2 separate regions of the Homo sapiens genome follow, and region 1 is linked to region 2. A link is an interaction called in ENCODE POLR2A ChIA-PET data of the cell type or tissue named here. Cell type or tissue: GM12878. All regions are shown on one strand. Links, peaks and the distances in the headings refer to the core of each region. The heading gives the core; the rest is flanking DNA. Region 1 overlaps LOC105371470 (a long non-coding RNA gene). Region 2 overlaps CD48 (CD48 molecule).

Region 1 (15,832 bases), core at 4,705-12,704, 62 kb after region 2:
GTGTTACATGATAAGAAAAGATGACAGGAAAGAAAGCAAATATATTTGCCTAACATACATACACATAATTGTATTCATAACAAAATAAGGAGGAAATATCCATGACAATTACAGTCCTTATTTCTGTAACTGGTCATATGGTTGTAGCTGAAATTTACAATTACCTTTTTCTACTACACATTCTGTATTTCCTTTAACTTCAGCAAGCACCTCAACTGGTTTTTGTTCTTTACCTGGTAGGGTGACCCATACCTTCATTCCTGAAGGGCCTGGGCCATTAGCAGTTCTGCCTGCATTGGATTGTCATAGTTTTCCTTTGAACTTAATCACAGGGCATGATAATACTAAGAGATGCCCCTAAGGGAGCTCTTTGTATTCCAGACCCTTACCTGCTATTGTGAAATACTAGACTAGTTTCTCCCTTGGCAGTCAGGATCAGTATCCCAGCCAACACCAAAATTCCCTTCTTTGCCTGTTGATTCAGAGGAATGAGGAGGCCAAAGTACTCAGGTGGCAGCCTTGACTCCCAGTTCAGTGGAATCACTGTTGTGTCTCCTAGTGGAAGCATTCCTCCCTCTGTAGCTAAGACATTGAGGCCAGCAAAACACAAAGTTGCAAGAACAGGAAGCAAAATTTTTGCTAGTGGGTCACTAGGGGGTAATAGTGGGTGGTGCCACTCCTGTTGCCATCTCCTAGATTCCACAACCCATGAATACTGGCTATTGGAAGAAAGAGCACTATATGTTGAACACTGATTCCAAGCATAGACACAACCTTCTGGAGAACCTTGCCCTAGTCCCTCAAGGTATGTGATGGTCTAAAGGTTGGTATCCCAGCGAAATTCATATTTGGGACCTATTGCCCAATATGATAGTATTAAGTGGTAGAACCTTTAGGAAGTGATTAGGTCACCAGGGATCTAGCCTCATGAATGGGATTAGTGCCTGTAGGAAAGAGGCTTGAGAAGGCCAGTTGGTCCCTTTCACCATGTGAGAACACAGCAACAAGGGGCCATCTATGAAGCAGAGAGCCCTCATCAGACACTGAATCTATTGGTATATTGATCTTGGACTTCCCAGCCTCCAAAACTGTGAGCAATAAATTTCTGTTGTTAATAAATTACTCAGTCTAAGACATTATGTTATAGCATTAAGAACAAATGAAAACAATATTGCCACCTAGCTCATGCTGTAACTGAGTCTTCCAAAGCCCATTCCACTGTTCTATTAGGCCAACTGCTTCAGAATGATGATAAGCATGGCAAGACTAGAGAATTCTAGGAACATGGGCCCATTGCCACAATCTTTTGCTGTGTAATGAGTTCTTTGATCAGCAGCAATACTGTGTGGAATATTATAATGGTGGATAAGACATTCTGTAAGTTCACAGATGGTAGTTTTGGCAGAAGCATTGCATGCAAGGAAGGCAAATCCATATCTAGATTAAGTGTCTATTACAGTAAGGACAAAACACTGCCCCATGATGGAAGAGGTCCAATGTATTCAACCTGCCACAGGGTAACTGACTTATCAACTTGGAGCATGGTGCCATATTGGGGTCCTAGTGTTGGTCTGTGCTACTGACAGAGAACACAGCCAGTGGCCATTGCCAGGTAAGCTTTGGTAAGTGGGAGCTCATGTTGCTGAGCTCATGAAAAACCCCATCCCCGCCACCATGGCCACTTTTTTTATGAGCCCGTTGGGGTGGCTGGGGAAAGAGGCTGACTGGTATCCATAAAATGAGTCATCCTATCCACTTGATTATTGTAATCATCCTCTGCTGAGGTCACCCTTTGGTAAGTACTCACATTGGACACAAATATCGTCACTCCTTTTGCACATTCAGAGAGATCTATCTAGATACCTATTCCCCAAATTTCTTTGTCACCAACTTTCCAGTCATGACCCTTCCAAGTTCCTGCCCACTCCGCCAAAGTGTTGGCTACTGTCCATGAATCAGTATATAATTATATATCTGGCCATATCTTCTTCCAAGCAAAGTACACAACCAGGTGCACTGTTCAAGTCTGGCACACTTGGGAGGATCTTCCTTTACCACTGTCCTTCAGGGATATCCCAGAAAAAGGCTGCAGTGCTACAGCTGTCCACTTTCAGATGGTGCTTGCATGTCATGCAGGACCATCTGTATTCCAGGTCTGAGTCTTCTCCAATCTTCTCTCCTCTGTAAATTAAGAATATGGAACTACCCATGAGACCATAGATTCAGACTGCAAGAGAGAAAGTAGTGTAGCAGGAATGGGGACCATGGGTATTTAGGCCACTTCTTTATGTAATTTACTTGTACCTTCAGGGGCTGCTTGGCCTCATTATGTATATAACTCTTCCATCTGATGATGGACTATTGCTGTGTATGCCAAAATTTATGGCTTAGGGGATCAGATAATACCCAGTTTAAGATGGGCAGCTCAGGATCATACGGTAATTTGGTCAAACATTCAGTCTCTACTAAGGCCCAGTAATAGGCCAAGTGCTCTTTCTCAAAAGGAGAGTAGTTATCTGCAGCTGACTCCAGGGCATTGCTCCAAAATCCTAAAGGCCTGTGCTATGATTCACCTACAGAGGCCTGACAAAGGCTCCAAACAATACCCCTGTCTGCTGCTGACACTTCAAGCACCATTGGATCTGCTGGAGCATGTGGCCTAAGTGGTAAAACAGCTTACACAGCAGCCTAGACCCATTGCAGAGCCTTCTCTTGTTCTGGGCCCCACCCAAAACTGGAAGCTTTTTTGATCACTAGGTAAATGGGCCAGAATGAGGAATATGTTGTCTCAAAAATCCGAAGTGGATCACTCGGCATTGTGCCACTTTCTTGGTTCCAGGAGGGTCCAGATATAACAAGTTATCTTTCACCTTAGAAGGGATAGCTCTGTCTGCCCCATATTGCTGAACCCCTAGAAATTTCACTGAGGTAGAAGACCCCTGAATTTTAGTCAGATTTATCTCCCACCCTCTGACATGCAGAGGTCTTACCAATAAGTCTAGACTAGATACCACTTCTCACTCACTAGGTCAAATCAGCATAATGTCATGAATGCAACTGACCAGTGTCATATCCTGTGGAAGGGAAAGGTGATCAAGATTCCCTTAAATATGATTATAACACAGGGCCACAGAGTTGATATTCCCCCAAGGTAGGATATTGAAGGTATACTGCTAGCCTTGTTAGCTAAAAGCCTACTGTTTCTGGTGGGTCTTATGGATAAGAATGAAGAAAAAGGCATTTGCCTTAAGAAAATAAAAAAAGGTATTTGTCAATTTAAAAACAAAAGCTACATACTAGATACCAAGGAGTATGTTAATTACTCAAACAGTAAAACCACATCTGGTATGGCAGCTGCAACTGGAGTGACCACCTAGTTAAACCTATGATTATCCACTGTCATTCTCCAAGATTCATCTGTTTTTTGCACAGGCCAAATAGGAGAGCAACGAGGATGTAGTGGGAATCACCACCACCCCTGCATATTCCAAGTCCTCAGTGATGGCACCTGTCTCTGCAATCCCTCCAGGGATGTGGTACTGCTTTTGATTTACTATTTTCCTAGGTACACCCATTTCTAATGGCTTCCACTTTGTCTTTCCCACCGTAACAGCCCTCACTCCGTAGGTCAGGGAACCAATGTGGGGACTCTGCCAGCTGCTCAGTGTGTCTATTCCACTTATGCATTCAGGAACTAGGAAAATAACAACAGAATAGGCTCAGGGACCCACTGGACCCACTGGGAAATGGATCTGAGCTAAAACACACTTGACCTCCATAAGCCCCTACTCTGATCGAAGGGCCACAGTGATGTTTTGGTCTTCTGAAATCAGTGTCAGTTCAGGGCCAGTGTCCAATAGTTCTCAAAAGATCTGACTATTTCCTTTTCCCCCATGCACTGTTACCATAGTTAAAGGCTATAGGTCCTTTTGGAGAAGGCTGGGAGAAAGATTAACAATATGAATACTCTGTTGTATACCAGGGTCCTTCCTCCAGAGAACTCGGTCTCCCCCTTATTCAAGAGGTTTTGGATCTGTAAACTGGCTCAAGTCTAGGAATTGATTCAGGGACTGTGACTGTTTTTATGAATTGAGTTAAACTTTTGTTCACTTGATCTAAATTTTTTTTTCTTATACAAATCAAGTAAGAATTTAGTAGGCTTCCTATCTGTTTTTCTTCTGGGAACACCATCATTACCTCATTAGTGCCACAGGTCTGCACAAGTCAGACTATTCTGATTGCTGCTTTGACTCTGCTGTCTATTATGGTAACTACTCCCATTTTGCCTTTGGCGGTTCAATACCACACTTGGCTCCTGCCACCTAAGGTCCAATTATTCCCATTGTGTTTAGGTTTTCCAGTTGAGTGGCTGTGGTTCCCACTGTAAGATGTAATCAAAGTGAAGAGTGATCGTGGAGCTCTCCAAGGATGCTGGGGCTCCCCTCATAAATTTATTTCTCATAATGTGTAAAAGTTACGTCTTCTGGATACTCCCAGTGTGGGTGAGTAAGTCTTAAATAATATATTCATTCTAACATTCGAATCTCTCAAAGTCTCTGATCCTTTTCTCTACACTAAACAAGGGAGGTCAGGCATTTCCATTTCTTACGGTGGGTAAATTTTGGTCCGTGATTTCAATCTACCAGACAACCTCTTGGGCCCTTTCAAACATCATGAGCTGCAACACTAAATGTAGAATCTCTGCTCAGTCAGCATATTAACTAATAAATAAAGTGAGACCCAACTTTATGTTCCTTCTACCATTACCCCACACCCTTATTATCCATTCCCACAGGTTTCCCAGATTTTTGTTTATATAAGTTAGAAAACTCATGTAGTTCTTTTGGAATATAGTGCACCTCCTCATGGGTCCCACTTTGTACCTCATCTTTAGGGGCCTCCTGGGACTTGAGTTTAGTTATAGGTCTCAAAGCAAAGAGGGGTGGGGAGAGTGGGTCCGGAATCAGTAGTGTTTTGCATGGTAATTGCCTTAGGGGAAGGCATTACTCTTTTCTTTGGCAATGTGGCACCTCAGAAGGAGGTGGAAAGACCAAGACCACTGTGGGTGGGGAGGCTACTTTCACTGGGGATGAAGGAGGACTTTTCCACTGGCAAAGAAGGTTCATAAGCATATAGGGGCTGAATATCCCCAGCTCTATCATGGTATTCCCAATGTCTCTTTCTCAGCTTACAGGATATCATTCTTTCCCAATGAATGCCATCGCTTTAACAGTAGACACCCTGCAAGTTTGGGAGTTCAACTTGTATTGTAATTCAGCCAATCACAGGATGAGGTTCTGCATTTGGTTTTCAGCCTCTCAGCTATAGGAGATAAGTCTCTTCTTCAGGGCACACTACAAGCTTTTAGGTCATTTATGCCATGCTCCAGTTGGGATATATATATATATATATATTTTTTTTTTTTTTTTTTTTTTGAGATGGAGTCTCGCTCTGTCACCCAGGCTGGAGTGCAGTGGTGCCATCTCAGCTCACTGCAACCTCTGCCTCCCAGGTTCAAGCAATTCTCTTGTCTCAGCCTCCCAAGTAGCTGGGACTACAGGTGCCCGCCACCACACCCAGCTAATTTTTGTATTTTTAGTAGAGACGGGCTTTCACCATGTTGGCCAGGCTGGTCTCGAACTCCTAACCTCAGGTGATCCATCCACCTCGGCCTCCCAAAGTGCTGGGATTACAGGGGTGAGCCACTGGGCCCAGCCTCCAGTGGGGAATTTAAATCCCCAAGCTCATCCCTTTCTTTCACCACTTTGTCCATTGATATTAGGAGAAACCAACCAATGTCATTGTGTTCTCTTATTTTCTAAAAATGTTTAAAAGTATCATATACAGAGTAAATGAGCTCCTTGCTTCATATAAGTGATTAGATATAAGTTGATTAGAAGTATTCAGTGCAGATATTTTTCCTATCTCTATATAAATAGTGTATGTCACAGACTATCACTGCTTTCCTTACTACTAGAAATAGTCATTAGTATCTTTAAATCTAATCAGATTGGAGAGCCAATTCCAGAGACTCCAGAGCCAATTCAGAATAACCATTCTTAAAATTGTTTCCTGTAGAACCACTCTCAGTACCAAACTCTATATTAGCCAGGGTTCTCCAGAGAAACAGAACCAATAGGATGGAGATATATGCATGTATAAAGATTTATTATAGGCATTGCCTCATACAGTTATGGAAGTCAAGGAGGTCCCATGATCTGCTGTCTACAAGCCAGAGAACCAGGATAGCCAGTCGTATAATTCCGTTTAAGCCTGAAGACCTTAGAATTAGGAGGCCAGTGGTATAAGCCTCAGTCTGAGTCCAAAAGTCCAAGAACCAGGATTGTCAATGTCTGAGGGGAGGAGAAGATGGATGTCTCAACTCAAGCAAAGAAACTAATTTCCTTCCATCCTTCACCTTTCTGTTTTTATTTTATTTTTTAATTTTTATTTTAGGTTCAGGGGTATATACGCAGATGTGTTATGTAGGTAAACTCGTGTCATGGGGATTTGTCAGGTAGATTATTTCATCTCCCGGATACTAAGCCTACTATTCAATCATTATTTTTTCTGCTCCTCTCCCTCTTCCCACCCTCCACCCTCAAGTAGGCCCCAGTGTCTGTTGTTCCCTTCTTTGTGTCCATGAGTTATCACTTAGCTTCCACTTATAAGTGAGAACATGCAGTATTTGGTTTTCTGTTCCTGTGTTAGTTTGCTAAGGATAATGGCCTCCAGCACCATCCATGTTCCCGCAGAAAACATGATCCCATTCTTTTTTATAGCTGCATAGTATTCCATGGTATGTATATATTTTTAATTGACAAATGATAATTGTACATATTCTTGGAGTACATAGTGATGTTTAGAGCCATATAATTTGTAGTGATAACATAAGGGTAATTAACATACTTGTCATCTCAAACATTTATCATTTCTTTGTGTTGGGAACATTCAATGTCCTCCTTCTAGTTATCTAAAACTGTACATTATTGTTAACTGTAGTCATCCTAGAGTGGTATAGAACACTATAACTTATTCCTCTTATTCCTCCTATCTAGCTATAATTTTGTAATCTTTAACAAGTCCTTCCTTATCCCTCCTCTCTGCGTTTTTGTTCTATTCAGGTCCTCGATAGATGTGTGATGCCTGCCCTCATTGGTGAGGGCAATCTTCTTTACTTCATCTACTGATTCCAATGCTGATGACCTCTGAAAACACCCAGCAACAATATTTTATCTGGTATCTGAGCATCCCTTAGCCCAGTCAAGTTGACACATAAAATTTACCATGACAAGGACCAAGAGTTGTTTTCCCTCTGCCAAGGTAGATCCTGTATAAGGCAGGGACAGCCGCATGGGATAGCTTCCAGAAGGGACAATCCTGGAGCTGAGTTAGTCTGGGAAGAAAGCAAACAAGATGAGGACAGGGAGAGATGAAGGTGAGGCCCAGAGGCTAACCACTAAGATCTCCACTTCAAAGATGGGCAGACAGCAAGGCAAGTGGTTGAGGCAGTTAAGAGGAGACATTGGTGTGGATCCTGGCTCTACTTTAGGGCTGAGGCTACCTAAAGTTTTTGCTTTTGCTCTTCCATGCATACCACCTCCATCCCAAACAAGGCAGAATAAAAAACCAGGGGTGAGCTGGCTTAGAGCACCAGGAAAACGAAAGGAAAGGATGTGTAATTAAAAAGGGGAAAAAGAAGAAAAAACCCATGCTACCCACAGTGGTTAGTCACTAATCTGCATTACTTTCACCACACTGAAAACTTGGAGAGGAGAGAGGAAGAGATACAGAGAGGGGAGGGGGGAGAGAGAGAGAGAGAGAGAGAGAGAGAGAGAGAAAGAGATAGAGAAAGAGAGAGAGAAAGAGAAAAGCAACTCTGGACGTCATGTATCTTCTCTTAGTCCTATGACCATGAGCAAAATGCTTAGTTTCTTGGAACCTCAGTTTTCTCTTCTATAAAATGTGAAAGATACTTTCTACCTCATAGGATTGTAGTGAGATTAAAGGTAAAGATAATCATACACGTAAAGTGTTCAGCAGAGTATAACATCACAGTCCTTCGACAGAAGTTACCTCATCATAAAGAGACTACTGGCTAATTATATAGATTCCATTCAGAACTGAGCCTCTAGAACTTTAAGTATAAAGAGTAACTGAAGACCTGAGAATAGCAGTTAATCATATCATTATAAAGTTGAGGCATATAATAAGAGGCAGCTGACCAGTGCTCACAGATCAAGCAAAGTAGCAAACACTCCCCTCTGTGTCATTCACTCATTCACGCCACCCTTACAGAAGGCTTGTCAGCTATAAGGCTCTGAGCTGTTCCTCCCCTCACTCCTCCGGTGCTCTTTCTAGCTCCTCCTCTTTGCTGTGTTCTCCATGTTCCCTCCCAGTCACTTGCATGCTGGGACCTGTGCATCTCCCCAGGAGCAGAAGCAAGCCTTGCTGAGTCAGGCTGCTAAACGGACTTTCTGGTTCTGGAGGTTCTGCAGGCCCAACTGTCCTGTGGGTACAACTCTGCCTGTCTCCTCCTGGTCAGTTAGGGACCTAGCACAATCCCTCTGATTGCTTGGCTCTGTGGAGAGCCTGTTCCCTGCTCCCATCTCACTTGGACCCAGTGAATTTCATTCATTTCCTGCTTTGCCTGGTCCCTGGATCTGTCTGATGCCTACTGGTCAAGCCCTGGTCTGACTTCCTACCCAGCCTCATACCCTCCAATCCAGGCAGCCTCCTCGCCACTATGACAACCGTAGGGTCTGGAAGGCCCCATGGGAATGTAAGCTTCATAAACGGAGGGAATTTTTGTCTGTTTCCTTCACTTTTCTCTTCCCAGACCTAAATCAGTCCCAAACATCTATTTAAAACTTACACAGAGAATTTTGGAGCTGGAAGAGACTCTAAGGATCATGTAGTCTAACTCCCTCATCTCAGAGAGAGAAAATGAAAGCAAGGTCACAATGCAGGCTGATGGTGACAGGATCCTCCAAGCCACACAGCAAGCCCTGGGTTAGCTCACTGCTGCCTCCTCTTGGCCCAGCTGGCAAACCATGCACATATTCAGCAATTTTACTAGTCTGTTTCTTGTTTTGTTGTCTGTTTTTCAATAAAATATAGAACCTTATGAAAATACCTGCACATTAAGCTTCATGAACACTGAGGAAAACACACAGTATTTCCTCTTCTTCTTCTTCTTCTTTTTTTTTTTTTTTTGAGATGGAGTCTCACTCTGTTGCCCAGGCAGGAGTGCAGTGGTGCAATCTTGGCTCACTGCAACCTTCATCTCCTAGGTTCAAGCAATTCTCCTCCCTTAGCCTCCTGAGTAGCTGAGGAGCTGGGATTACAGGTGTGCACCACTACACCCAGCTAAATTTTGTATTTTTAGTAGAAATGGGATTTCACCATGTTGGCCAGCTGGTCTCAAACTTCTGACCTCAGGGGATCCACCTGCCTCAGCCTCCCAAAGTGCTGGGATTACAGGCATGAGCCACCGCACCCGGCCTTACACACAGTATTTCTGTAGAGTAAAACTGTTGAATGGAATCTGCTTCTTAAAGTCTTCTAAGGGAAGAATATTGAGGTAACATAATCTGAATGAGAGTCTAAAAAGAATACAAGGAAAAGAATAGCTTAGAAGGCAAAATATAAGGCTGTATGAATAGAAAGGAAATAGATACCCCTGAATTTTGTGTCCATTTTTCAATTTCCTTATTGCTTCGAAATTTAAAATAAACATCAGCAGGGATGTGAACTCTCCCTAGCCAAACCCAGAACTGTGGGAAAGGCAAACAGCAATGGATAGGTTGCTTCTCTCACAGAGACTTTCATTCATTCATTCTGTTTTTGTTTTTGTTTTACATTCACTTACTCTGTAAGACAAAGTAGCAAACATAAGAGGCCATGTTTGCTCATTCAGCTGCCAGCAGAATTTCACAAAGCCCCTGACTCAGTGACTGAGGACAGCCCTTCGGAAGGATGCCCTGAAGATGATAAGAAGGATGGAGCCCAGGTTACCACATCTCTTACCTAAATCACTGCATTTTTAGAAAAGATAAATTCAATGATCCTGGCCTTTGTCTTTTTGCTGTACATAAGATAATGGTTGACAGGATTAATCATTATGCCTCTGTAATCTATAACTAGATGTACCCTTGCACCCAAACTTTGGTGAAATTTTGCTCTTACATAACTTTTGAGCACAGGCAGAATGACTGTCACCTTATGTATAAGCTGTAGGCTGAAACACTGCTTTGGAGCAGTCTAACAGAAACTCTCCGAAAGACTCTCCTGGGTTGCCAACCTCAGTAAGACTAAATAAAACTCACTTTAATTCTTTAAAAACTTGGCTTTTCTTTAGTTGACAAGTGTTTCAGCAAGTATTTAGTGAGCACCAACTATGTGCTATGGCCAAGAAGCAGGGATGGATAAAGCATGACCCCTAACTTCAAAGAGCTCACAACCGATGGAAAAACAAATGGGTCAAGAAGCAACTTGACACAGATTGAGCCAGATGGAGAAAGGTCAATGAGTCCCCTCGAGGAGAAAGAAAAGCAAGGTCATAACACAGAGACATGTGTAGTGACCGTGGGGCTTTAATGGCTGTACTTTGGGGTGTGGAGAGAGTGGGTAAAACTACAGAGATGCCAGATTGTAGCAATCTGTTTACTTTTCGGCTAAGAAAAATGAAGGGGGCTTTTCCAACAATTTGTTTTTGCATAGTCTGAACTGTCAACTTACTCTTTCATAGGGTGGTAATCGATCTGCTCCTAAGGGTCATTAGTCGTTTCCTCCTCTTTCAACCTGTTCTCACCTCCTCCTGTCACACAGCAAGGGCATCTGGCAGCACCAAGGCAGGAAGCCTTCAGATACATACAGTTCATACTTCACACCTAAAACAATTTCCAGTAGACACTCACTTCCCTGGCTTTTTGTGGGTAAGTGGCAGGATTTGAGCTCTTCTCTTCTAGTGCAATCTCAGAGCTTTCAGTATCTTGGGACCTTTTCCAGCAGGCATTAGCTTCTCTATCTTGGGACCCTTTCCAGCAGGCATTAGCTTCTCATTTTGCTACCCCGAAGTTAGGGGCCAGGAGATGAAGCATTCCACTCCTACAAAATGCTGGTGACTTGAAGAGCTCAAAAACAGGCATTGTACTAATTCTTCCTTCTCCTTCACATTCAGACGGCAGGCTGCCGCCCAAGAGTTAAGGGGTTCTGGTTCTCTTCAGACGCAAAGAGTGAATAGTGCTCTGTGGCAGAGGTTTGTATTTATACGTCTATGCCTTTAACAATGGTGCATTTGCTCTCAGGATCATGCTACCTGGAGTCCCTGAATGACAGTTGTCTGGAATAACAAGCAAGATCACTGACAGCCCCAGAACTGCTTCCCTAGCTATGAAATTTTGTTATATCTGTAAATAAGCATAAATATTAACTAGTCAGTAATGTTGAATTTTGTTGAATGTATAATTGGACCTAGATTTGGAGAAAAGATATTCAACTCTAATTTTGTTTCAACTAAAATTTGACTGATTAGTCTCTGCCTCTTTGTTTAAACCATTCACTCTTCCTGTAGAACCCCGTGGCCCATTAAAATCCTCCCATTTCCACCCAGTCAAGTTCCTAGACCTTTGAGTTCTCTTTTTGGTTATTGTTCTTCATCTCTTGGTGCATGTGCTTTCTAATATTTTAATTTTTTTCAAAATACTACATATATATAGTTATAAAATTCAACTAATAGCATAAGACATAATAAATTTTGAAAAAAAAAAAAGCAGCAGTCTTCTGCCACACTACACCCAGAACTGCTGTTCTGGCAACTGTTGTGCTGGCAACCACTGTCAATTATTTGTTTTTTCTCATGATACTTCCTTGATATTTAGAAATGATATATTTGTTCTGTCCTTTCTTGATTTTAGACATTAGTTATTGACTTCCTGCTATGGAGATAGGTATTTGGCTCTCTCATCCACTGTCCTCCACACTCTTTAGCCACTCAGCAACACAAAGGCCTTTCTGCCCATCCCGCCAGAGTATGTTGTAACATAGCTTTTTGCTAAACTGTATTTAACATTTATGACAATAAGTATTCACATTCGAGCCATGTAGAGTATTCAATTTCCTTCCTAACCATTCTTTGTTTTTCCTATAGTTGATAATGTCTTTCACTGGGTGCTCTGGTCCTGCTGCCTCTATTAATCCCCAGTACAACAGAGTTGAGAGGTGGGAATTTTAAGAGCCCTCATGAATTGGTTAATGCCATTATCTTGGGAGTGGGTTAGTTATTGGGGGAGTGAGTTCCTAATCGAAGGATGGGTCCAGCCCCCTCCCCTCTCTCTCTCTCACACACACAAACACACACACACACACACACACACACACTCACTTTCTGATCATGTTATGCCTTCCACCATGTTATGATGCAGCAAAAAGGTCCTCACCAGATGCAGCCCCTTGATCTTGGACTTCCCAGTCTCCAGAATCATGAGACAAATAAAATTCTACTGTTTATAAATTATCCGATCTGTGGGATTCTGCCATGGCAGCACAAAATAGACTAAGACATGTCCCTTTCTGGAACTGTGTTATCCAGGGGTTGGAGTTCCTGGGCTGATTCTTTAATGGCCTTATCTTTTCTCTTTTATTTTCATCTGTTTGTCTTTAGTTCTACTTTCTGAGAGAGTTTCTTCATTTGATTTTCCAACACTTCCATTGAATTTTAGAAGTTTTCTGCTTTTTATTTATGTATTTATTGTTACTAGGGCTCTTTCTTACTCTTGGACTTTTCAGTTTTTCTTAGGCTGGCACCCTGTTTCTGTTTTTAAGTGAAAATCTTTTTATATGTCTCTAAGAATATTGTTTGAGGGATTTTATTTAATTTTCTCCTGCTCCCTGTATTATCTCTTTTCTTCCAAGTTTCTTTTTTCCCCCTGATTCATTTGGTTTGGAGATTGTCTTTCATGTTAGAGGCCTTCCCCAAATATCTTGTGATCCTGTCTGCCCTCTTATATTTCCAAATAAGTCATTAACTACTTGATTGGAAGCTTTGTGTGTAATGGGTGATATTTGCCAATCCTCTCTGTGAATGAACTAGGAAATGAGCTGATCAACTGAGAGTAAGAAAAAGAAAGAGAAGCTCAAAGTTTCCCACCTAAATTTTGCTTTTGGTTCAGTTATTTGTATATGGTTCAAATTCTAGATTAACGTATCTAGCACTGCAGAGCAGCTTTCTGTCAAAACAAAACATAAATGTTTCTTTTATTTTAACTTTTTCTTTTGCTAACTGTTGAGCATTCTAGGAAACTTTTAGGATAAAGATTTAATTTGCTGCTTCTCTCCATCAAAAGCAGAAAGAGAAAACAGACAATGGTGTAGGCCCCAGATCCTTGTAAAACCTCCTAATAGTCTTCAAATCTTAAGAAAAAATATTCTCAACTCCAATTCATTCTTTCATTCATTCAGTAAATGTTGAAGTATCTATCATAAGCCAAACACTATTACCCTTTGGGTTTTTAGTTTTGAAAAAATATATATAGAAATAGTTCTTATCCTCATAGAGCTGAATATCTTGTGAGGGAAATAAACAATAAATAAGTAAACCAACAAATAAGTGTGCCAGGCATGGTGGTCTATGCCTGTAATCTCCGCACTTTGGGAGGCCAAGGTGAGAAGATCACTTGAGGCCAGGAGTTTGAGACCAGCCTGAGCAACAGAGTTAGATCCTGTCTCTATGCAAAATAAAAAGAAGAAAAGAAAATATTTGATGGCTTAAATGGAATTCCCCATTTAGAGATTACCTGGTGGTTTCCGACTGGTTAAGTCATTCTGAGTTGGTTTTCTGTTTGCTTGTGTAGAATCCCAGATTGCTAGGGCCGTCTCAGCCTAACAGACTCCAGATTATTTTTTTAAACATACATTGATTATGAATGAGAGGAAAGATCTACTTAAGTATAGTGGCCAAAGGCTGCTCCAAGGAGATGACATTCAAGCTGAAGCTGGGCTGAATCTAGTTATTTAAACATTAACAAAAACTTAATAATATATATGTGTGACAATAACAATGTTTTTATGTTCCATTCAATTTTTCTTAAATAAATAAGCTCCTTTTTCTTTCTGAACACTTAAAAACACACTTCAATAAAACATAAACAGATTATTTTAAACAGAAGACACATAGCAGTTTCCTGATAATTTTGAACTCAGTTTGTAAATGAAATAGGGTTTATGCCTTAATCAGTGTCAATGTCCTTCTCTCACACCAGGAAATGCTGGCCTCAGGCAGCACTCCACATGCGAACTTCTTTAACTCTGTGTCTCACAGGATGGCCGCCATCTCGTACTTCTCTTCTTGGTTTCTCCCCATGTCCAGGTGAAATCTATTCAATCCCCAAAACTCCCAGAATCAAAAAAGGAAGAAATTCTTTCCTCAGGGAGTGGGGTACAAAGGAGGCTGAATGAACAATGACCACAAGTTAGTAATTGGGAGAAAAGGAAGACAGGAAGACAGAGAAACAGGGAAAATGATTTTGAAGGAAGACAAGTCAGAGGCATGGCTGGGCTGGAGGCCCCTTCAGGTAGCCGAATGTGGGGGCGGAACTGAAATGTCCATCAGGCCCCGTAGAGAGAGGGAGACTGTGAACGTCTACAGCCAATTATCATGTCTGCATGTGTCCCACAACACCCAGCGCAGATGCTTTTTAAATACTTGTCAGACCCACATTTTTTGACACCTATTACTCGTTGTGTATTAGAGATGCAGAGAACAGTAAGAATGTGTTTTTCTCACAGTTCAGTGGAGAGCACAGACACAAAAAGCCCATAATAGAACACATTCAATGTTGTCTTTGTACAACAAAATACAGAACTCTCCCAAAGTCATTTCCCAGGGCTGACTGGAAGATGAAATGGCCAAAAAGCTAGTCAGGTGCAGGTTGTGATGATTGTAACAGTGATTTACATGAGGGGTAGAAATTTATCTGGACCTCTTCTTCATTGTATCTACAATGGTTAGAACAGCACAGGGTTCATAAAAGATACTCAGTAAATACCTGTGGCTTAAATGAATGAATAATTGTTTAAATACCTTAGATAGTGGGCAGACATCATAGGGCTTTTTTTTAGTTTTTAAAATATTTACTATTTTTGATTGACAAATCACAGCAGCATGCATTTACGGTGAACAATGTGATTTTTGATCATGTATACAATGTGGCATGATTAAATCAAATTAATTAACATATCTTCACTCACCTACCATTTTTTACGGTGAGACATTTGAAATGTACTCCCTCAGCTATTTTGAACTGTATAATACATTATTATTGACCATGGTCGCCTTCTGTGCAATAGATCTCAAAACCTATTCCTCCTGTCTGTCTGAAACTATTACCGTTTAATCAACACTTCCACATTCCCTCTCATGTCCTAAAGTTTTAAGCTAAAAAGTAACACAAGCATTTCTTAATTTAGAATTAGACCTCTGGCAGTGCAATCTGGAAGATGATTGGGAAGGAAAAGATTAAGGAAGGAAGGAGTGGTTAGGAGTTTGTGGAGTGGTCCAGGCAAGGAATAAAGGGAAAGGGTGAGCAATGGCAGGATGTGGTGGGGAAGAGGAGGGGCCCTAAATGACACTGGCATTTCTGCCTTTGGCAACAGAAAGAAAACAAGGGGAGTGGAGAAAGGCCTGAGGCACCAGTCTTGAGAAGGATCCTGATCCAAGGGAAGATGTCCCAGGAGAGAGCAGCCCAGGTGACAAAGGAGAGCAGGTTAATGTGTCAAGTGCTGGGAGAAGCCAAGGATAACAGAATTTAAAAGTGGCCAATGAATTTATCCA
Region 2 (12,827 bases), core at 3,735-11,734:
TCATGACCTTAGAACATCATTTCCAGTTACAGTGTGACTGGAATACGTCAGATTTTTGTATTACACCCCAAATTTATAATGAGTCTGAGCATCACTGGGACATGGTTAGACGCCATCTACAGGGAAGAGAAGATAATCTCACTTTAGACATTTCCAAATTAAAAGAACAAATTTTCGAAGCATCAAAAGCCCATTTAAATTTGGTGCCAGGAACTGAGGCAATTGCAGGAGTTGCTGATGGCCTCGCAAATCTTAACCCTGTCACTTGGATTAAGACCATCAGAAGTACTATGATTATAAATCTCATATTAATCATTGTGTGCCTGTTTTGTCTGTTGTTAGTCTGCAGGTGTACCCAACAGCTCCGAAGAGACAGTGACATCGAGAACGGGCCATGATGACGATGGCGGTTTTGTCGAAAAGAAAAGGGGGAAATGTGGGGAAAAGCAAGAGAGATGAGATTGTTACTGTGTCTGTATAGAAAGAAGTAGACATAGGAGACTCCATTTTGTTCTGTACTAAGAAAAATTCTTCTGCCTTGAGATGCTGTTAATCTATGACCTTACCCCCAACCCCGTGCTCTCTGAAACATGTGCTGTGTCAAACTCAGGGTTAAATGGATTAAGGGCGGTGCAAGATGTGCTTTGTTAAACAGATGCTTGAAGGCAGCATGCTCATTAAGAGTCATCACCACTCCCTAATCTCAAGTACCCAGGGACACAAACACTGCGAAAGACCGCAGGGACCTCTGCCTAGGAAAGCTAGGTATTGTCCAAGGTTTCTCCCCATGTGATAGTCTGAAATATGGCCTCGTGGGAAGGGAAAGACCTGACCATCCCCCAGACCAACACCCGTAAAGGGTCTGTGCTGAGGAGGATTAGTATAAGAGGAAAGCATGCCTCTTGCAGTTGAGAGAAGAGGAAGACATCTGTCTCCTGCCCATCCCTGGGCAATGGAATGTCTCAGTATAAAACCCGATTGAACATTCCATCTACTGAGATAGGGAAAAACTGCCTTAGGGCTGGAGGTGGGACATGTGGGCAGCAATACTGCTTTGTAAAGCATTGAGATGTTTATGTGTATGCATATCTAAAAGCACAGCACTTGATCCTTTACCTTGTCTATGATGCAAAGACCTTTGTTCACGTGTTTGTCTGCTCACCCTCTCCCCACTATTGTCTTGTGACCCTGACACATCCCCCTCTCGGAGAAACACCCACGAATGATCAATAAATACTAAGGGAACTCAGAGGCTGGCGGGATCCTCCATATGCTGAACGTTGGTTCCCCGGGCCCCCTTATTTCTTTCTCTATACTTTGTCTCTGTGTCTTTTTCTTTTCCAAGTCTCTCGTTCCACCTTATGAGAAACACCCACAGGTGTGGAGGGGCAACCCACCCCTTCATGAGACAATATTTAAAGGTTTGGGGAAATCCTGTAAGGCAGTAATCACAGCAATTAACTCCGCCTTTTGAGCAGAAGTATAAGAGGTAGAAATAAGTTTGTCTGTAGGACTTACATAGCCAGCATTGCCATTACTGGAGCCATCAGTGAACACTGTAACGGCCTCAGGAATGGGTTGATTTTTGGTTAATCGAGGAACCACCTAAGAAGTCATTTTTATAAAATCAAATAATTTGTTTTTTGGATAATGATTGTCAATAACGCCAATAAAATCAGCCAAGTGAATTTGCCACAGTACAGAATGTTGAAAGGCAGCTTGAACTTTGAGCCAATTTAAAGGAACTACAATTATATTTGGATCAAATCCAGAAATTTGAAGTATTCTGCACCAAGCCTGTCTAATTAATATGGCTATTTGGTCTAGATAAACAGACAAAGTTTTTGAGACAGAATAAGGAAGAAAACATCACTCCACTAAATCATTATGTTGAACTATTAGTCCAGTAGGGGAGTGTAATGAAGCAAAAACTAGAAGCTGAAAAGGCTGAAATGGCTGTACTCTAGATAACTGGGCAGTCTGGATTCTTTCTTCTACAAATTCCAGTTCTATTAAAGCCTCAGAGGTCAAAATCCTGGCGCTGTGGAGATTGGAATCTCCCCGCAACATAGAAATCAAGTTAGACAGTGCATAGGTTGGAATGCCTAAAGTAGGTCTTAAATAATTAATGTTACCTAAAAGTTTGTGGAAGTCATCTAAAGTTTTTAAAGAATCTCTCCTAATTTGAACTTTTTGAGGTTGAATACATTGTTTATCGACCACCATTCCTAAATATTGAACAGGAGTGGTCTGATGAATTTTATCTTGAGCAATGTGTAATCCAGCCTCTATAACACAGCAGCTCAAAATTTGGTAACAGTCAATTCTTTATCAGTGGGGGCAGCAATTAAAATATCATCAATATAATGATGAATATAGGCCTCGGGAAATTGGGCTTGAACTGGTGAAAGCACTTGCCCAACATAAAGCTGGCAGATTGTAGGGCTATTTAGCATTCCTTGAGGAAGTACTTTCCATTGATAATGAACTGCAGGTTCCTGATTATTGATAGATGGTACAGTAAAAGCAAATTTTTCACAATCTGATTTATGTAAAGCAATATAAAAAAAAATCTTTAAGATCAATAACTATGAGAGGCTAATTTTTAGGTATTAAAGCCAGGTTGGACGGCCCCCATAGGTTTAATTACAGCATTAATGGCCCTTAAATCGGTTACCATCCGCCATTTGCCTGATTTCTTTTTTACTAGGAACACAGGAGAATTCTAAGGGGAAAGAGAATGTTCCACATATCCAAGTTGCAACTGCTCAGAAACCAATTGATTTAAAGCCTCCAGTTTTTCTTTAGAAAGCGGCCACTGCTGAACCTAAACGGGAGTTTTAGGTTTCCATTGTAAGGGAATGGGATCAGGAGGTATGGCAGTGGCTGCCACTAAAAAGAATAACCTAAACCAGCCCTGTTTTCTTTTATAGTGACTGGGAGGGGTTTGGTAATCCAGGAACAAACCTTATATTTTCCATCATATGCTGACTGGGAGCACTAGAAGAGTTATGTGGAATATTAATTTCAGCCCTCTATTTTGCCAGTAAATCTCTACCCCAAAGATTAATGTGAATTGGCATGATATAGGGCTGAATTGTACCTTTTTGACCATCAGGGCCAGTGCAAAGCAAGATAAATGTGCTCTGATAAATTTCCTCGGCCTTTCCAACACCTACTAGTCCTACCTTAGTGGGATGTTTAAGCCAAGAGGAAGGCCATAAACTAGAGGAAATAACAGAAACTTCGGCACCAGTATCTACTAGGCCCTCAAACTTTTTTCCTTGAATGTGTATGATGCAGGTGGGCCGTTGTTTAGAAATTACATTAATCCAGTAAGTGGCCTTTTCACCGCCGGAGCCTATCCCAGGGCCACATGTCTTATCGCCTTTGTTTAAAATGATATTAGGTAGTAAAAGCAGTTGAGCAACTGACTCACCAGACGCAATGGAAATAGGAAACTTGGCAGACACAATTAATTTAATCTCATCAACAGAATCAGAATTAATGAGACCAGTATGAATGGTGAATCCTTTAGCAGAGGTGGATGCTCTACCTAACACCAGGCCCACTGAACCTTGAGGTAAAGGGCCAGTGACCCCCGTGGGGACAATCAAAGGCAAAGAATCAGGAAGTAAATTTAGAGGAATAGTACTAAAGAGATCAACCACCCCGCCTCCTACTGTGGAGGAGGACAAGCATTGTACTGAGACAGAAGTAGAGGCTGGGACCTATTTGGTTTGGTTGTAGGTAGATTTGTTTGTGCTGGGGGTTGCACTGGGACTGCCTGAAGTGGAAACGCAATGTTGGTCTGAGTTTGAAGTGTCCTATTTGATGTCGGGTCCATCCCAGGCCCCGCTCCCTGTTTCCCTGGTGTTGTGGTAGGGGGTTTCCATCTACATTATACCTAGAGCGGCAAACATTTGCCCAATGTTTACCTTTGCGACAACGTGGGCAAACAGTAGGAGCAGCATTTGGCCATGTTTGTTGAACCGACTTGGCCGCTTGTAAGTTTTTAACAGTGCAACTTTTTTGAATATGACCAAGTTGGCCACAATTATAGCAGGCTCCAAGAGAAGAATTAATGGGACCAGTTTGGTTGGTGTCCTTCATGGCCGGTGCCCACAGAATAGCTTTGTGGGTATCTGATCCAATGCCTTCACAAGCTTTAATATATGCAGGCAACACCTCGTGATCAGGTAAATTTTGCGTTGGACAGAATGCATGGCCATTTTACATTCATGGTTTGCATTTTCAAAAGCTAACATATAAAGGAGAATGCCTTGAGTGCGCTCATCAGAGACAGATTTTTGAACAGCATCTTGTAATTTAGCCAAAAAATCTGGGTATAATTCAGAGTGACTTTGTTTAACTATGGTAAAAGGAACAGGAGCTTGGCCTGGAGCGTGTAATTTATCCCAAGCTCTCATACACACCTTTGTTACTTGTTCTGTGGTAAGGGCATCAAAGTTTAACTGGGCATAAGCATCAGAGAAACTATCGGAGCCTGTGAGCTGAGCCTGAGTAATTAGAATGCCATTACTGCTATTTAGCTGAGCCTGCAAATGGGCCTCTTCTGACCACCAGGTATGGAATACGGAATTGTAAATGCTGAGATGGGGTTAGAACAGCTTTTGCCAAAAGGTCCCAATCTAAGGGAAGTAAGTGACTTCAGTACGAAAAGTTTGTAAAACCATCTTAACATAAGGAGAAGTAGGACCATACTGAGTACAAGCATCCCTAAATTCTTTTAAAAAAGGTAAGATTGAACAGCGCATATCGATGCAGACCGGTTTAGGACCCGAAACGACAGGAGGGTGAGGGGCTGTAGTGGATGGGGGATGGCCTGGAGAATGATAGGTAAAGTGTAGTTTGGTCCTGGAGCCATTAGCTGATGCTGGAGGTTTGAAGAGAGAAGAATTAGCATATCTATGGTACATGCAGCAAAGATCCCTACCTTAACAGAGCTTGCATTAGAGTGGGGTGAAAAAACGTAAGCAATCAACACACTAACAGAACACACTGTATAGTATGTAAGGAGATGATAACTGCCATGACAGAGGAGAAAACCTAGAATAAGGTAAGGGGAGTCACAAGTACTGGTAGGGGCAAAAGGGTGAACTTCATTTATAAGGTGATAAGTAGGTCACATCTGAGTAAAGACTTGGAGGAGAGAGGTGGCCAAGAGGGTATCTGGGGTAGGAGGGACCCAGACAGAGGAAAGAGCCAGAGCAAAGGCCCTGGGGCAGGGATTTGCCTGCCATACATAAACAACAGCAAGGAGGTGGCGAGTGGGTAGTGTGGAGTGAACAAGGGGATTGGGTGTTGAGAGACACAGTCAGAGAGGGAGTGAGATTGGAGAGAGTAGATACATTTTAGCTTTATTAATAATGTCTTGTCCTGTAAAAAAAAAATGCTTTCCTGTAAAAGTGGCTCATGTCTTGTGTGTGCATTTACAATGTATTTAGAAGCAAGTTATTAGAAGGTAACAAAGTGGAGACTGTATAAACCATTGTTTCACAAAGTTTGGATCAGAGGCAGATTTCCCGTGAAAGTGATGAAGCTGAAGCTTCAGGGCTTCTTGGATGGCCCTGGAGGAGCCCTAGCAGTATTCATGTAATCCATTTTACAAAACATATCTTAAACATTAATTAGACCACAGCCTCTGTCTACTCTAACATCCCCTTCATCACATTTCTGTTTTTGTTGGGTGGCATCTCAGTTATGGGCATTTTGAGGTCTGGCCAAGGGGAAGTAGAAATGGGAAGTACTTAGTTGGGGTTAGCGGGATACATGTATGAGGGTTGCAAACTCTTGTGTGTGAAGTTCCCGCTACCCACTTCAGTGAAGAAATGGCATCCAGGAATATTCTTGCTGCCCTCTGCACTGACTCACTGGCAATGGCCATGGACATGTTGCAATCGGGCTGCAGGTGGGAAGCAGAGGAGAAAGCAGGTTGGAAGTGAACAACAGCCAGAGCTATTCAGTAGCAAAGTATTGTGGAAGCACGAAGGCATTTAATTAACTAAAATTATGCTGCTATTTTTTATGCTGTCATGTTCTTTGTAGTATTTGTATTTTTTTAACCTGAACTAATTCCCTGGGATTTCTTTTTTTTTATTCTAATTGAATTTATTTTTGTTCCTATTTGTATTTCCAGTTTTGTTCTTTTATTATTTTTCTTTTTCATGAGAATACTCCAAATTATATAAGCCTCAGGTCATTTTTAAAAACCTGGTTTGGTTAAGATAAGGAGAAAGAAAAGATGATAAGGACAAAGTACAAGATGAAGGGAGGTCCATTGGTCCTTTTTGTGGAGGGAGAACTTAGAATATGTATACAAAGGCTAAACAAGAGCTGTGGAATAAAAGCTAAAGGTAGAAGAAGAGGAAATATGTCCTATATCACTCTGGTGTCATATGCTGCCGCACAAAAACTCAGTTGTACTCTTCAACATGATATATACTAGCTGTTCACTTTCCACATATCCATCATTTCCAAAAACATTCTCAACCACTAAAAGATAAAAATGTCTGTGACCCCAGGGCTTTCAAGTTCCTGTTCATTCAGCCTTCCAACCATTCATCCATCTATTCAACAAATGTTTATTAAGCACTTACCCTGTCCTGGTTTGTACACGGAAATACCTAGGCATTCATTTCTACAGTGCTTCTGATTGGTCCAGCCCATGCCCTATAATCCCTCTGACAGAATAAGTTCAACCCTCATACATGTATCCCACTAACCCCAACTAAGTACTTCCCATTTCTACTTCCCCTTGGCCAGACCTCAAAATGCCCATAACTGAGATGCCACCCAACAAAAACAGAAATGTGATGAAGGGGATGTTAGAGAAGACAGAGGCTGTGGTCTAATTAATGTTTAAGATATGTTTTGTAAAATGGATTACATGAATACAGTCATCGCACAACCACAACATGCCTGGCGCTGTGCTAGACTCTGCTGTCAGCAAGGCAGATACAGTCTCTGGCCTCTTGGAGCATACAGCCTAGGAGGACATTCTTTCTAGGAGTTTAAAATCACTAGACATATTCCAGATTTGTTCTCCTTCTGTTAGTTGTTTCCACATGAATTAATAGAAGCGGTCATAATAGGCAGTCTAGATCAATGTTTTTCAGTCTTGACATTATTGACATTTTGGGCCACATAATTCTTTTTTGTAGGGGGCTGTTCTGTGCATTGTAAGATGTTTGCCAGCATTCCTGGTATCTGCCCACTAGGTGCCAGTAACACTTGTCCAGTTGTGACAGCCAAAAATGTATCCAGATATTGCCAAATGTCCCTTGAGGGACAAAATTCTCCCACATTCACCCTGGTTGAGAAGTACTGAGCTAGGTCATCTTTGGCAGACTCCCCAGGATGTCTCAGACTTACACTCAGGAAGATAGCACAATCCACTGTCTGATGACAGAGGCAGGTAGTAACACCAGACAGATCACTTATATATATATAATTTTTTTTATGGAGTTTCACTTTTGTCACCCAGGCTGGAGTGCAGTGGTGCAATCTCAGCTCACTGCAACCTCCACCCCCCAGGTTCAAGCAATTCTCCTGCCTCAGCCTCCCAAGTAGCTAGGATTACAGGCATGCACCACCACGCCGGGCTAATTTTTTGTATTTAGTAGATACGGGGTTTCACCATGTTGGTCAGGCTAGTCTCAAACTCCTGACCTCAGGTGATCCACCTGCTTCGGCCTCCCAAAGTGCTGGGATTACAGGTGTGAACCACCATGCTCAGCCAATTTCAGTATATTATGAGTGCTGATGACAGGTAAGCATACAGTATTGTATCTTTCTTCTCTCCCTCCTTAACCACCCATGTGTAACAATTCCAAAAAGGCTGTCCTGATGGTTGGCTGTAACTTCTTACCGAGAAATAAAGAAGTGATTAACTGCTGATAAAATCTTGATTTGCCTTCTTAACAATTCCACTTTTTAGGAAGTAGCTGAAGCAACCTTTTAAAAAACTACTATTTTGATTTAATTCTAACAGGAAGTATTTGGTGATATGTCTGGATGATTGGGATAAAGTAACAAAGTTGGATCTTATTCTTTTACTTTCTTAATGAACTCGCTTTCACTTTTAAAAAAAAGAAGAAGAAATAGAACCAGATCCTGTCTGTGCCCGCCCATGTTTCTAGTCTGTAGAAAAACAGAATTGTAACGGGAAAAAATTCAGATCAAAGGAAGTCATAATCCCAGGACCATAGAGTCTCCCCAGGAAAGGGAAAGGTTTTAAAGAGTAAGTTCCGGTTACTCCAATAAAACAAGACACATGGTTGGCTTCTTTGGTTTCCTCATATATTGAGAAAAATAAAAATAATAAAAACAAAACACATGGTTTCTAGTAAAACTCTTAAGGAAGAAAAGAAGATGAGTGTTAAGGATGTGGAGACAGAGTTACCTGAAGCTCTCTCATAAGATTAAATATTTAACAAGCCTGTACAACCCTTTTTAGGAAGTAATTTTGCAATAGCTACCAAGACCTCAGGTTTGTGTCTTGGTGAGAAGCTGAGCAGGCTACTATTTTTTGAGATGGGAACTATAATGAGTTCAGTGGGCAACACTGCAATGCAATCTGAAGGTGAGGAAGGAGAAACAATAAAAATAGACTCTTCTCTTCAGACGTTGCAATTTGAATGGGAAAAAGAATGGTAGGGCGGTATGTAAAGGGTCATGAAAAAGTAGAGAGTATTTTGTTTTTGTTATTCAAGTAGGGAAAGACCTAAGCTATGGTAGGCCAAGGAAAGGATTCAGTGGAGGGAAGACATGAAGAGAAGGGAGGTGATTGACGAGCCTGGGCTAGTGGGACTCAGAGCAGAGTTAGTGGCACAGGTCTTGACTGGGAGGAGGGACACTTCATCCTCTGAGGGAAAAGAGAAGGAGGAAAGACAGCTGGTGGTGGAGAAAAGTTACCAGTTTGAAGATAGTGGGCAGGAAGTTGAAGGGCTTCCTGCCTAATGGTCTCTAGTTTCGATTTCTTCTGCAAAGAAGGAGGCACATGCTTTGCTGAGAGGGCAGAGGACTGAGGTAAGGGGCCTTGAGGATAGGGTGAAAGTTTGAAATAGCCACTGTGGGAAATGGGAGAAAGAATTTATCAGGGCCAGTAAGAGCTACTCTGAGACCCCAGCTTGACTGAAACAATGACTCAAAATTTATTCCTTCCTTCTTTCCTTTGCTCCCTCCCTCCATCCACCCATCCCTCCATGCATACATGCGTACATGAACTTCCTCATGTATTCACTCATCGAATAACTATGCAGTAAGCAGTTACTATGTGCTTGGCTCTGTAAGGGTGCAATAGATAGATGTGGCTCCTTCCCTTGAGCTTCATTCCAGTGAATCAACAAAATTAATCAGATGATTTCGCTATTGGTGATAAGTGTTAGGAAAAGGAAAATACGGAATGCTTAGAGGGCATATAAAAGGGAGCACCTCACTTGAATTTGGGGGTTGAGAATGGCTTCTGTACGAGGAATTAGCCTAAGTGGGATGAAACCAGGGAAAGATGACGACTGGGGGTAGTGAATATTCCAACAAGAGGGAAAAAGAATCAAACGCCCAGAAACACAAAAATGAAATTCATTTGCGGAGTAGGAAGTAGCTCACTGGCTAGGACATAGACTAAGGAGGGTAGCAAGTGAGCTCATTATGAAATGTGAACTTTAGGCTCACAGCTTCTGCTTTCTCATTTCCCACAGTGGCCACTAAAGATTTTAAGCAGAAGAGTGATGCAAACAGAGAACCATTTTAGAAAATGTATACCGACAGCAGGGTAGAGAACAGGTTAGCTAGAGAGAATGCAGTAAATAGAGCAGTTAGGATAGTGGATCATTGTGGAAATTGGTGATAAGAGAAAATGGTGGCTTGATCTGAGATAGGTAGCATGGGGCTGGATGGAATTGGACATATTTGAGAGATATTTTTGAAAGTAGAATTAACAGGACTTACTCATTGGGCATGAGAAGCAAGGGAGAGAAAAGAAGCAAGGATGACTCCTAGAATTCTGGCCTGAGCAACTAGACAAGTGGAGATGTCATTTATAGAGGTGGGGAACAGTGGAGGAGCAGTAGGTTTGGGGGAAGAAGGATTGTAGTATTTTTTTTTAAGTCTGTAAATTTTTTGATGGTCCTCTCATCAAATGATGGACTTTGTGCCCCTTCACCTTGAAATTGAGTAGGCTCGGTGATGGCTTCAATGAATGGAATACACCGGAAGTGTGACCTGCAAAGCTAGCTTAGAAAAGACCATGCAGCATTTGCCTATTTCTCTTGGGACACCAACTCTGGGAGGCTTCTGCTGAGTGGCACTAGCCACCCAGCACTTTGAGCCTCCCTCTGTTCAGGCAGTAGCCCTGTGAGTGAAGAGCCTTGCATGACTCTAGGCCACACCATGATCTGATTGCAAGCACATGAAAAGCACATGAAAGTGAGACAGGATGAACAGTCTTCCCCCAAATCTGTGGGCAAAGTAAATCATTGTTATTATTTTAAGCCACGGTATTGTGGCAGCTTGTTAAATAGCAATACATAGCGGAAACAGAGATGATGACTTAAGTTTTAGACACGTGTCTGGAGAGTCTAGAGAAGATGTTTAAGAGACAGAAGTTCTGATCTTGGGCTCAGGAGACTGCTTGGGGCTTAAGAATTTACTGATGCTCTTCCCAGGTTTTCATCTGTATCGGATTCCGCATGTGTCACAATTGCAAAGCAATTGCACATTTTTTATTTTATTTGATCTTAATAGCAACCCCTTGAAGAAATGAGGAACAGATTATTATACCCATTATGGAGCTGAGGAAGCTGAGGCTCAGGAAGCTTTAATGACTTGTTGAAAATTCCACAGCATGGAACCCAGATAGAACTAGGTCATCTCATTTCTAGTACAATACTCTGTCTACTTCATCCTGCTAAGTGTTGTGGACAGATGGGGAATTGGGTAGTTGTGGAGCATGCCCTAAATCATTGCCTTGAAACCAAAGAACTGAGAAACCCAAGTCTGAGGAGAGAAGGAAGAAGAGAGCTAAGAGTGCTTCTCAAAGTTTTCCACAGAAGCATCCCTTACGGCAGAGGAGAGAACTACTTGCACTTCTCAGGAAGATATGGATGTGTAGTCCAAAAGGAAGTTTTTTGAAGTTGTTCATTCATTTGTGTAACAATTATTTATTGAGCACATGCCACACTCCAGGCCTGTGCTAAGTTCAGCAGCACAACACTGCACATGGTTTCTGTCCTCAAAAAGTTCAAGGAAACAGATGATCCACCAAGCAATTCACAAACCATAATCTGGAGCCTGAGGTTCCCATCTAACCATGCCTTCAGAACACAGTCACAGGCAGACAGTCCAAGAAGAAGTCACATAAAAACAGAAGCCTAAAAGAGAGGCAGGGAGAGGGCAGGAGGGAGAGAAATCTAGGTGGAAAGAAGGCATGTACATAAGCCCAGAGGTAAGAGAAAACGCCTCTTTTAAGGCAAACAGTAAAATTAAGAGATTTAGACACATTGACCTTCACCAAGATTCCCTCGCCTTAGTCTAGGAAAGGTATAATCATAATAGAATGGTTTGGAAGTTAGACCTGTGTGCCCTTAGGAGAATTTCTTAATCTCTCTGCAAGACAGTATTCTCATCTGAAAAATGTAGATAATAATAGCCACCTCACTATTTTCTAATGAAAGTTAAATGAAAAAGTATGCAAAAGGCCTAGCACAATGTCTGACACACAGTAAGTGCTTAATTTGTATTTTACTAACCCAGGTTATAGCCCGGGTGTTATAACCCAGGTTTACTAACCTCATCAAAACCAATATTATCCATTCAAAGGATAACATAATCAGGTGTGGTCTGATTGTTTCAAAGAAGAATAAATGACCAAGATGAAGCCTAGAAAAGAAGTCAGAGAAAGGTCAACTGTCAGGATGTTTTCAGTATGCCTAGAGAAAGTCCTAAAATATTCCAATTCTCATTGGCAACCCTGCTTTTCCCAATAGTTAGATGAATACTTCACATCAGCCCCCAATCCCAAGGTCATACCAATGTCCTATGCATTGAGTCAGGCCCACAGAACCTATATAGCCGTAGACTCACACAGTCATGAACCAAAGGACTCTACCTGAGAGGTAGAATATGTGAGAGACCGATCCTCCACACATTCTACCTCATCTCCCCAAAAGTTACAAACTATCATCATTTTATGCCACAGTGTGACTACCACATGTTTGTTGATTTTTACTGTTTTACTCAGAGTGGTGAGCATTAAAGCCCTTTAAATTAAAAAGACTTGAGTATTTACTTGGGGGAATAGCAAGAAAGTCAAAGGTTTCACTGCTGTTTCTCAGCTGGCATAAGAAGAGAGGTACTGGATGAAGAAAGAGGGTGAGGCAGCTCTAACAGGAGAAGGAAAGTTAGCTCAGCCCTTGGTCACACACCGGGGACCGAACAGGCTGTGGCAGAGGAATGGACCTTAACTCTTAGCAATCAGATGTGTTAAGGTTCCTTTGATGCTGAAGCACTTCCAGCCTCTTCTCAGACCCTCATTCAGAGACCCCAGACAGCAATCCTTTCCAAGCTTTTCTTCCTATAATTTTGATCTATCTTTTCTTTGGGTCAATGACAATATCATTTACCTTGGCTCAGGATGCAACACCTCACATATACAGAGGTCTCAAAGAATGCCTAAGGGAGTACAGTGTGTCTGAGCATAAAATGCAGCAGCTGTCAGTGTAGAGCTTCTTCTTATTCAAAATGAAAAAACAAACACTTTTCCACAACTTCATGGACCACCAACCACGGGACAAAATATGAGGAGC

The links. Peaks named below come from ENCODE experiments on the same cell type or tissue, not always from the same donor. Only the 100,000 strongest peaks of a DNase experiment are listed, where the experiment ranks them.
Region 1: POLR2A ChIA-PET joins it to region 2 with 14 read pairs; 8 of 35 experiments call an interaction of 5 or more read pairs at or near these places.

What each region holds. Positions count from the first base shown.
Region 1 is chr1:160,759,484-160,775,315 of GRCh38, forward strand. LOC105371470 (a long non-coding RNA gene) reads right to left here. Exons shown (of 3, transcript NR_188636.1): 3 at 13,227-15,832. Among named protein-coding and RNA genes, the nearest start is that of SLAMF7, 28 kb to the left of the region's middle. RefSeq lists enhancers at 8,460-8,509, 8,540-8,989. In GM12878, for the core only: a CTCF peak has its summit at 9,027; DNase peaks (open chromatin) are centred at 8,327 and 8,978; H3K4me3 peaks cover 610 bases; H3K27ac peaks cover 2,295 bases.
Region 2 is chr1:160,698,613-160,711,439 of GRCh38, forward strand. All of the region lies in intron 1 of CD48 (CD48 molecule), which reads right to left. LOC124904439 (endogenous retrovirus group K member 18 Env polyprotein) reads left to right here. Exons shown (of 1, transcript XM_047438433.1): 1 at 1-6,746. The coding sequence ends at 398. Among named protein-coding and RNA genes, the nearest start is that of CD48, 6.8 kb to the right of the region's middle. RefSeq lists an enhancer at 10,113-10,182. In GM12878, for the core only: a CTCF peak has its summit at 7,233 (motif pointing right); a DNase peak (open chromatin) is centred at 10,403; H3K4me3 peaks cover 7,687 bases; H3K27ac peaks cover 5,974 bases.